Linked DNA regions of Homo sapiens: region 2 is linked to region 1. Evidence: chromatin contacts called from ENCODE Hi-C or POLR2A ChIA-PET data. All regions are on one chromosome and are shown on one strand. The core of a region is the stretch at or near the end of the contact, and the rest is flanking DNA. Distances in the headings are between cores, read along the strand shown. Region 1 holds the start of ZBTB7C-AS1 (ZBTB7C antisense RNA 1). Region 2 overlaps CTIF (cap binding complex dependent translation initiation factor).

Region 1 (5,049 bases), core at 1,295-3,794:
AGACAGAGCTGCTCTAAGCTGTGGGCCAACAGGAGGCTGGGAGCTCTCCTCTAAATTGCTTTGTGACCTTGGACAAGAACCCTCCCCTTCCTGGACTGCAAATTTCCTCCTCTGTAAAATGAAGGGTTGGTGAGTGTCCCTGTAATGCTGGGATTTTGTAACCATACTTGTTTGTGGGAATGTGTTCAAGCACAAGGTGATCTACCTCTTGATCAGCAACAGGATGTATAGAATTGTTTTGGCTTAAGATTTCCTAAGAAGTAATATAACCCTGCTCCCTTTGCCAGCTGGGTGACCTCAGTCAAGCTACTTGACCTTTCTGTGTCTCTCTATTTTCATTTGTAAAATAAGGACAACAACAATCCCAACTTGGTGGGATGTAGGGGGTGGGGGCTCGTGGTGAGGACTAAATGAGTTAATATGTCTAAAGTCATCTGAACAGTATCTAGTATACAGTAGGTGCTTAATGTCTGGAGCTCCTTCCAAGTGCACAGCACTTACAGTGGTTAAGTTATTCACACTCTAGGTTATGCTGAGCTTTCTGAGAGATCCAGAGAAGGCAGGGAGGCCCATTCTCTGCATTCAAGGGGCTTACTAGCCTTTACTTAGAGATGCAAAAAAAAGCGCTTATGAAACAACAGCCAACAAGAAAATGCATCATCCAAGTGCTGGAGGGGTCCTGGTGGGTTAAAGAAGGAGGATCACGAGGTAAGCACTTGATCTGAACCATGGGTAGACAGGGAGACAGAAGGGAAATCTAGCAGATGAGTATGTTTGTGTATACATATGTATGTGTGTGAGTATGAGTGGTGTTGTGACTGTGTGTATGGGTTAACATGAGAGTGTGTGTATGTGCATGTTTGCCAAAAGAGCATGAACAAAGGCTTACCCTGGAATGAGAAGTCTGAGTCTTCAGCTCCCCTAGGCAGCACCACATTTTGTGGTTGTGTTGCGGCCACATGCTCCTCTCCCGCTTGTTGCTGGGACCGGGAACATGCCTGCCTGTGAGTCCAGGAGCAAGCCCTTGTGCATAACCCGGGGTGTGATTAATTTAATTATTTCAAAAGCCCCTTTGGTATTTCATGAGGGTCATGCCCCTGGCTGTGGGCTTGAATACAACTGCAGCAGGTTTCAATAAAATCAATTAATTTAATTTGATTTGGTTTTATGTACTTGGAGTTGGTGCCTCTTGAACTCAGTATGAAAATTATTGCAGAATAAAAATGCATATTAGTACTCAGAGCCCACTGTCCTTGGACTCTTCGTGGAGCCTGCAGTGCTGATCACAAAGGCAAATCCCCTCTGACCTGGCAGGAGCCTCCGCCAACTGTCCACCTAGTTAACCCCCTCCAGCTCCAGACAGTGCTTATGGCAGCTCCTGGGCTGTTTGGAGTGTTCTTCTCACTTCCCAAAGCACTTTCTTATCTGGTAGTGAAGCTAAGGCATTTCCATTTTGCATTCGTGAAATGGACTCAAAGAGACTTTGGATGGCCTTGGTCACTAGCTTACTGGTTTTTTTGTTGTCCCTCTTAATGAAACTAATTGAAGCAATATGGTGCAGTGGATTGAAAGGCAGCTCTGCCTCTCAAGAGACACATGAATTTGGGCAAGTCCTTTCACTTCTCTGGGCTTTCTTTGTCTGTAAGAGGGCTGGACATCTGCTTGAAAGGCTGATTCCAGCTGTCAGAATCACACAATCAGTGGGACAGCTGGTCTTCCTGAGCTACTTTGGGGAGCCTGTCCCACTGTTAAGCCCCACTCCATTTCCATTTCATCCAAGAGGGCTCCCAGCCAGTTCATGGAATGGGTGATGGGATTGAAGATGGGCCCTGCACTCTCCAGGAGTGGCTTCTCCCCCACATTGCTACGGATCAGAGCAAATGTTGCTTTCAAGAAGGGAGGAGCTCAGGGGCCTAGAAAGCATCTGACCAGCCCACTATTTTACAGATGAGGGAACCCAGCTTCAGAGTCACACAGCCACTGTCCAGGGCCATGCTCATGCCCAGCCACATTCACAGTTATTATAAAGGGGGGAGATTTTGCTCAGGGCTCATTTTCCAACTGTCCTTTTCATTCTTTTCTCCTGTCAGGATGGGAGAGAGATGGCCAAGCCATCTTTGGGGCCTCTCCAATAAAGCAGATGCTGACATCAGTCATTCCAGCGCCCCTACATCCCTTCTCAGGCCCAGTAGCTGCCGCTTCACTGAGGACCAACGGGCCCCATTCGGAAACATCCCCCACCAGTGCCTGACATCCCACCCTTAGCAGTTTCATTCTCCTAGACAGGAGGGCCTGCCCTCCCTCAGCCCTTCCTACTGACTGCATGCTGAGCATGAACGTTCATCCTCCTCAGTGACATTTTTCTCCCATAGGTCTTACCTGCCCAGAGCTCTTCTGTAGCAGAAACTGAGCCTGTCCTCTCCATCCTGCGTCTCTTATTTACTGAGAGGCACTATTGTGTGCTGAGAACTGCCCTGGGCACTCCCTGTACATTATCTCATTGAATCCAGCATTGGCCCCGGAAGATGGGCATTACGGTCCCTATTTTCCTGTGGGGGAACTTCAGCTCAGAGAGGAGACAGAATTTTACAAGGTCACACACAGCTATGAAGTGACAGGGCCAGGATTCAACCCCACATCTAACTCCAAGACTCTTGGACCATACCATGTGATCTCCCTCGTGCATAGGAGGTGCTTAACAGATCCTTAATGACCATGTAGCCAATACATCCCTCTGCCAAACCCCAAATGTGGGGGAAGAGGTAATAATAGTAACAACTGTCTATGAAGTCCCTATTATGTGCCAGGCACCAAACCGCAGCACTCAGTGAGGTGAATACTATTACTATCTCAATTTTACAGATGCAACAACTGAGGCATAGAGAAGTCACTTGCCCAAGGTCACCCAGCAGGTAGGTGAGCTGGGCTTCAGTGCGGCCCTGCCTCTGAGGTGGAGTCCCTGCCTCCACTGTTGCTGGATCCTCCTTTAGCTCCCCGTGGCTCTGTTTCCGGTAGAAGGTAGAAGGCTGCAGGGAAGGAGGCTGGGGCCAGGGGTGGTGTTTGCGCCTCGGGGACGCCTGCAGCTGGCACTGCCCTCCACCCAGCTGATAACTACAGCCGGGTCTGGCACGAAGCCCTGCCTGGAGGTGGGCGGCCTGCGGCGGCGGGGGGTCTGGCTCTGCGTTCGCCCCTCTCAGCCCCGCCTCGCCCCCTGCGGGGTCAGTGCGGGTCCCGCCCGCCCGGGCAGGCGCCGGCCTCTCAGGCGGTAACCGGGTAACCGTGGGCAGGGGCGGTGCCGCGCCGGGCCGCGGCCTCCCGGGGAGGCGGGCGGGTGGGGAGGTCGAGCTGGAGCGATGTGAGAATGCGGAGGAGAGGCCCGGGAAACAGGCTGCGGCCGCGGGGAGGGGCGCCCGGGAGGAGGGCGATGGCTCCCGCAGGAGGAGAGAGAGGCCGCGGGGGCGCAGAGTGGAGGGAGAGGGCGGGGCGCCCGGGAAGGGGCGGGGATAGAGGAGGGGCCTCCGGAGCGGGGCGGGGCTGGGGCGGGGCGCCCGGGCCGGGCCGGGCCGGGCAGCCGAGTGAACGCTGCAGGAAGGGGGCTGCGGGCAGGCACGGAGTCCGGGGCGCTTGTGGCCGGGCGGAGCGGCTGTGGTTGCTTCATGTCCCGGATTCTGCTTTCTCAGAGGTCAGGCGAGTGGGGCCGGCAGGGAGAGAAAGGTGGGCGAACCAGTCTGAACAGGCCGGGCAACTGGAGGAGCGTGGGCCCGGCGAACTGGGGTGCTGCCCAGCACCCTCTACCCTCACCACGCTCGGGAATTTTTCGTGAATCCGCCCCGTTGGTTTTACAGTTTCCTCTCATCCCGGCCCCACCCTGTCTCCTGACCCGCCCTCCCTTCCTCCCCTCTCTGAGCTGGCTCTTCCAAGGGATCGGTTAGCCAAAGGGAGGCACCAGCTCTTTCCCTGGACTCTCCCACTCCCAGCCCTCCTGGAGAACTCAAATCTTGCACGTGCTCTTTCTCTTTCCCTGCCCCCGTCCCCCAGGCCCTCTGGGTCTTGGTGAAGGAGACCTTGAGTCAGCCCAGGAGGCCCTCCCTCCCCCACAGCCCCCTTTAGGGTCCCTTCTGGGTCCCCCCCACCTCCTCCAGCCCCAAGCACCCAGGGCCCACAAGCTGCCAGGCCTCTGCTGGCAGGCAGGGAAGACCCAGGCAACCTTAGAAGGGTGGGAACCACACCCTTCTCATGGCTGTGTGCGTTTTGCTTGAAGGTGTCTGCAATCAAAGACGACCCCCCACTGCTCCCCCGGCACTGGAAAAAAAAAAAAAAAAAACTTGTCTCAAATGGTGGAATTCCAGATGCAGGACCCCAGATTTGGGGGATAGGGAGCAGATATTTGGGACAGGGGAGGCCTTTCAGGGATCCCTCATATCACATCAAGAAGGCCACCTGGCCCCCCTCAGACTGCCACTGCCCTCTCAGGTGTCTCTCCCTGCGGCCAGTTCAACTTCTCACTCATCCCAAGGCTGTGAGTTCTTACATTTTCAGGTAGCAAACAGGTGCCCTTACTATGGCAAGGGGGAGATTGGTAGGTTGCTGAGCTTGTGTTTTCTACAAGCTTGGAGCTCTTTGATCAAGATTGCCACTATTTATACATCAGGGATGTTATTTAATAGATCCAGGATCTTTATTATTTAACCGGGATCTTTAACAGCTGGACCACAGGCATCCTCAGCCCAGTCCTGGGTTTAATAGATGAGGCCCTTGAGACCCAGAGCGGGAGATGACCTGCCCAAGATCATACTACTAGTTAGTGGCAGAGCTGGAACTCTGACTAGCCTCCCAGCTCCTCATCCCAGCGTGCCTGCTGTTATACTGTGCTTTAATTTTAGGGTAGCTCCATGTTAGGGACCTAGCATAGCACCTATGTGGCACAGAGTAGTTGCTCAGTAGATACCGGTGAGATGCATGAACAAGCCCTCAACAAGAGGACTGGATTAATGCATCTTTTGGAAGAAGTGAGGCTTCCACAGTGCTTGGGATTCTAGCTCCTTGTCA
Region 2 (5,049 bases), core at 1,406-3,905, 390 kb before region 1:
AGAAATGGCCCAGACTTGGGGAGCTGAAAGTCCTGCCTGCCTCCTCCTGGCAAAAGGAAACTTTTGATACACATTTCCCATCAGCCAGCATGCTCAGGGTTTCTCTCTCCTGCTGGCTGAAGGCTCCCTGAAAGCACAGTTGAGTCTTCCTTTCCTTTGCCCCCTATTCCCCATGCCCAGTGCCCCAAACTGAGCCCTGTGTCACACACACATACCAAGAGACTTCCCTGGGGGCAGACACCACAAGAATGTCTTCAGTTGAAACACAGTTTCCTCCATGGCTCAGCCAGGGAAGTCATCCAATATGTCCATGTCACAGGGTCTCTATGCAACTGGGCAAAGGTGAGCACCAAACCTTATCTCTGCTTCCTGAGCAAAAAAGAAATGAAGCCAGAGGCTGGCAGGCCCAGGGGGAGGTGGCAGTGCTAAGACACAGGAGCTGGTTCCCAGTGGTGAGTGGGTGGCCAGATTTTCAGGGGTAGGAGCCTGCATGAAACATCCCCACCTTCTCCAGGCCTGGAAGCCCATCCACCCCAATCCCCATCACAGTCACTTTGGGCAGAAAGCTCCAGCCTTCCTCTGCAAAGTGGGTCAGGCCTCAATAATCTCACCAGCTTCTGAACACCCTTGACCTTAGCTCCCTGGGCCACTCAAAGGGGACTCAGATGAGGTGGCCTGGGCTACTCATCAGGGCTGTGAACAGTCCAGGCTGGGGAAACAGATCTTTGCCACAGATTATTTTGGCAGGAGCTGTGAAGGAATGGGAATCCCCATATCTAGAAGCTGCCCATGAAGAAAAATTACACAGTCATGGGCTACATTAACAGAAATATAGTGTCCAGATGGAGGGAGGTGACAGCAGCATGATTCCTGCACCACTCAGGTCACACCTCGAACACCGTATTCCATTCCGTGTCCCCATTTTAGGAGAAGCATTGATAAAAGAGATGTACAGAGAAGGGAAGCCAGGAGAGGTTTGGACACCTTATCCAGAGAAACCTTAAGGGAAGAGAGCTTACCTCCAAAAGAAGATTTGGCACTCTGAATACTTGGTCACCCTGGAAGGAGAATGGGATATGCGTTCTGTGTGCCTCTCAGATCACAGCCAGGGCTACTGGGAGGCACACCTTGGTCTAAGATAATGTCTTTAGGCCCGGGCTGCCAAGTAATGGCCTGGGCTGCAAAGCTGTAAGCTTCCAATTCCCGGGAGGCTACAAGGCAGATGCCTGCAGGAGGCCAAGCCTCTCTCAGGTCCTTCTGGGCTTTCAGATCTGTGATTAAGTCATTTAGAGCCTCTCCCATCTTCTAGATTGAAGTGGGAAGGAGAGCCTCAGGGACCTCAGGCAAATCTCAGGAAACCTGGAAGATTCTTTCTCTCCGAAAAGCTGGTGTTAGGCTGACAGAGAGGAGAACTTGGGAAAGGGGCCATGTTCCCAGCCCACCAGAGTACGATAATGCTCCTCCATCGTGGATCCTGCCTTCAGGGGGCTTTCAGCCCTATCCCCACAACCCTACAAAGGCATAACCTCTCCACTGCAGTGCACTGGCAAACACAGTGAAGAGGGTGCCTCCATCGCAGTGCCTGCCTCGGCCTGGGAGGAGACAGACAAGGGCCGCTGGGTACAGGGGCAGCCTGGAGCCAGTTCCTGAGGGAGACACAGGAACCCAGAAATTTCCACACAGTTCATTCTAGAGAGGCAAGAGGGCACAGTTCAGAGAACCAGTCCTCAGTTTGTCTTCTCACTGGCAAGCCTGGTATGCGAACTTGGCCAAGTCACTGGTTTCTCTTGCTTAAATGTTCCCATTGGAAGAAGTGCACTAGCCCTGCCAGCTCCCTAGGCACCTCACAACAATGCCAGGGGTAAGGACCCCTGGTGGCACCAACAACAGCAAGAAATGAGAAGACAACTTAGCTGGTCACACTGGCGGACAGCCACTCCACCACAGCAGCTGGGTGTGCACAGCCTCTTCACCCACTGCAATCTGCAGGCCTCTTCCCATCCACCCAAATACTGGTGTCAGGGAGCTTGGGAGTCTGGAGCTCTGAGGTCATGAGTGGGCCGCAGAGAATCAGGAACTTTGTGGCTCATGCCTGTAATCCCAGCACTTTGGGAGGCCGAGGCAGGCAGATTACGAGGTCAGGAGATTAAGACCATCCTGGCTAACACAGGGAAACCCTGTCTCTACTAAAAAAAAAAATACAAAAAATTAGCCGGGCATGGTGGCGGGCACCTGTAGCCCCAGCTACTCGGGAGGCTGAGGCAGGAGAATAGCATGAACCCGGGAGGCGGAGCTTGCAGTGAGCTGAGATCACGCCACTGCACTCCAGCCTGGGCGGCAGAGCGAGACTTGTCTCAAAAAAAAAAAAAAGGAAAAAGAAAAAGAAAAAGAAAGTCACTCAACCTCTTTTCCAGTTCTAAAATCTACGACAGATACATTAAGTAAACTTTTCTAATGAGGTGAGTAAAATCACGAACGCCTCGTGGGATGAGCCAGGAGCTGGGCGGCTGCAGGTTAACAATCCTTGTTCTGACTGCCCTGGTTACAGTCTGCATTCCGGGAATTACCCCATCACCCGCTCCTCACCGTCATCTGCCAGCCACCTGGGCCTAAAGGCAAACGGAAACAGGATGGAGGGAAAGACACAGAGGTCTTTGGCTCAACTTGGGCCTCCAAGGCTTGCCACGCCCGTGGCTGGCTTCTCTCTGGTGCGAATGAGGCTGCAGGCAACCACGTTTTTGTTTCACCTAGAGGAGGAAATCACAGTGACATCACTTCACCAGCAACCCTCTCCCCACACGCTTTTGTGGACGTCACTCAAAGCCCACACCATCAAAAGCCTAGAACAAACCTGGCACAAGGTGGGGATCATTTCTACCTTGTGCAAAGAGGTAATTTTGTAGGGAAGGAATGAATGGCCAAACCACACTTCCAACTGGCCGTATCAGGAAGATGTGCAACTGTTCCCTCAGGTGTAGGCAAATGTCAAAAACATCTCAGGGATTCTCCCTCCTAATCCCTGTATTATAGAAGGATGGGCACTGGGAACCTCAGAATGAGAGGATCAGAGACTTTAGTATTATATCGTCCAAGCCCTGAGGTCACCGAGGACAAAGCACCCAGATGTGAAGTGACTTCCCTGAGAGCAGCCAGATCACAGGTGGCCAATCTAAGACCAGTGACCTTTTCAGAACATCAGGGGACTACAGGGGAACCTGCCAATCCCTGTGTGTGACAGGCAAAGCTTGAGCAAAACTGGTTATGCCACTTCTTAGCTGTGTGGCCTGGGGTAAAACACTCAACCTCCGCTACTGTCTGAATGTATCCCCCCAAAATTCACAAGTTAGAAATCTAACCACTGACTCGATGGTATTAGGAGGTGGGGCCTTCAGGAGGCAATTAGGTCATGAGGGCAGAGCCTCATGAATGAGGTTAGTGCCCTCATAAAGGACACCCCAGAGAACGTCCTCACCCATTCCATCATGAAAAGAAGCAGTGAGACGGTGCAATCTATGAAAAATTGAGCCTTCACCAGACACTGAATCTGCTGGCACCTTGATCTTGAACTTCCTAGCCCAAGAAATAAGTTTCTCCTGTTCATAAGCTACTCAGTCTATGGTATTTTGCTATAGCAGCCCAAATGGACTAAGACACAGGAATCCAGAAATTTCCACACAGTTCTTTCTAGAGAGCCAAGAGGGCACAGTTCAGAGAACCCGTCCTCAGTTTGTCTTCTCACTGGCAAGCCTGGTATGCAACTTTGGCCAAGTCACTGGCTTTTCTTGCTTAAATGTCCCCGTTGGAAGAAGTGCCCTCATTTTCTCATCTATGAAACAGAAGCTGTAATGGCTAATGAAGACAGCACATGCAAAGTGCTTACTATGACACCACAATACTTAGCAACTGTTAGGCTTTGAAAGTTATTATTAGGCCAGGCACGGTGGCTCACGCCTGTAATCCCAGCACTTTGGGAGGCCTAGGCGGGCGGATCACGAGGTCAGGAGATAGAGACCATCCTGGCTGACACAGTGAAACCCCGTCTCTACTAAAAATACAAAAAAAATAATTAGCTGGGCGTGGTGGCGGGCGCCTGTAGTCCCAGCTACTCGGGAGGCTGAGGCAGGAGAATGGCGTGAACCCAGGAGGCGGAGCTTGCAGTGAGCCGACATCGCGCCACTACACTCCAGCCTGGGTGACAGAGTAAGACTCCGTCTCCAAAAAAAAAAAAGAAAAAGAAAGTTATTATTGGATCACCCAGGTTTCAGGAGAAAGACCACCTGTTCAATCCCTGCGTTTACAGACATCTCCCCACTGCCCAAATGCAACAGCTTGCAGGCCAGAGTCCACACAGGCCTGGGTTTCTAGCCTGGCTTCCCTGTGTGACCTCAGGAGGAATGCTAACTTTTCAGGTGTATCTGCAAAAGAGAAGAATAACAACTACACTCAGAGCTGAAAGATGAAATACACTTAGGGGGTGAAGTCCTAAACACAAGCATAACACACAATGCATGTGTATTAGTATCCATGGCTGCCATAACAGAGGACCACAAATCAGGTGGCTGAAAGCAACAGAAATGTATGATCTCATAATTCTGGGGGCTAGAAGTCCAAAACCAAGGTGTGAGCAGGGCCACACTCCCTCCACAAGCTGCAGGGGAGAATCCTTCCATATTCATTTGCTAGGGCTGCCATAGCAGGCCACCATAGACTGGGTGGCTTCATCAGCAGAAATGTATTTATTCTGGAGACTGGAAGTCCAAGATCAAGGTGTTGGCAGGGCTGGCTTCTTCCAAGGCCTCCGTCTTGACTTGCAGATGGCTGCCTTCTCGTTGCATCCTCACACTGTTGACCCCATCTGTGTCTTATCTGTGTCCTCTTCTTCTTTTAAGGACACCAGTCATACTAGATTAGGGCCCACTCTCATGATCTCATTTTACCTTAATTACCTCTTTAAAGGCCTGGCCACCAATCCAGTTCTGAGGCGCTGGAGTTAGGACTTCAGCATATGAATTTTGAGAGGACACAATTCAGCCCAGAACAGGATAGTTG

What was found. Hi-C counts contacts between places; a loop is a spot of excess contacts on that map. ChIA-PET counts read pairs that join two places held with the same protein, here RNA polymerase II (POLR2A). Pooled maps may share reads with other maps.
Region 2: a loop to region 1 is called in a pooled map, with 4 times the contacts of the local background. The contact joins the enhancer-like site here to the promoter of ZBTB7C-AS1 in region 1. A Hi-C loop is called at or near these places in 2 of 168 maps with a recorded cell type or tissue (CD8-positive, alpha-beta T cell and gastrocnemius medialis) and 1 of 50 pooled maps. POLR2A ChIA-PET finds 5 or more read pairs at or near these places in 1 of 52 experiments (T-cell).

Annotation. Positions count from the first base shown.
Region 1 is chr18:48,160,211-48,165,259 of GRCh38, reverse strand. It overlaps ZBTB7C-AS1 (ZBTB7C antisense RNA 1), which reads right to left and starts at 2,544. Exons shown (of 5, transcript XR_001753437.2): 1 at 2,380-2,544. All of the region lies in intron 3 of ZBTB7C (zinc finger and BTB domain containing 7C), which reads left to right. RefSeq lists a silencer at 3,425-3,624.
Region 2 is chr18:48,550,982-48,556,030 of GRCh38, reverse strand. All of the region lies in intron 1 of CTIF (cap binding complex dependent translation initiation factor), which reads right to left. Among named protein-coding and RNA genes, the nearest start is that of CTIF, 14 kb to the right of the region's middle. Within about 2 kb of position 2,655, at least 3 of the 41 ENCODE cell types and tissues checked have a DNase peak (open chromatin) inside an H3K27ac peak, as active enhancers do.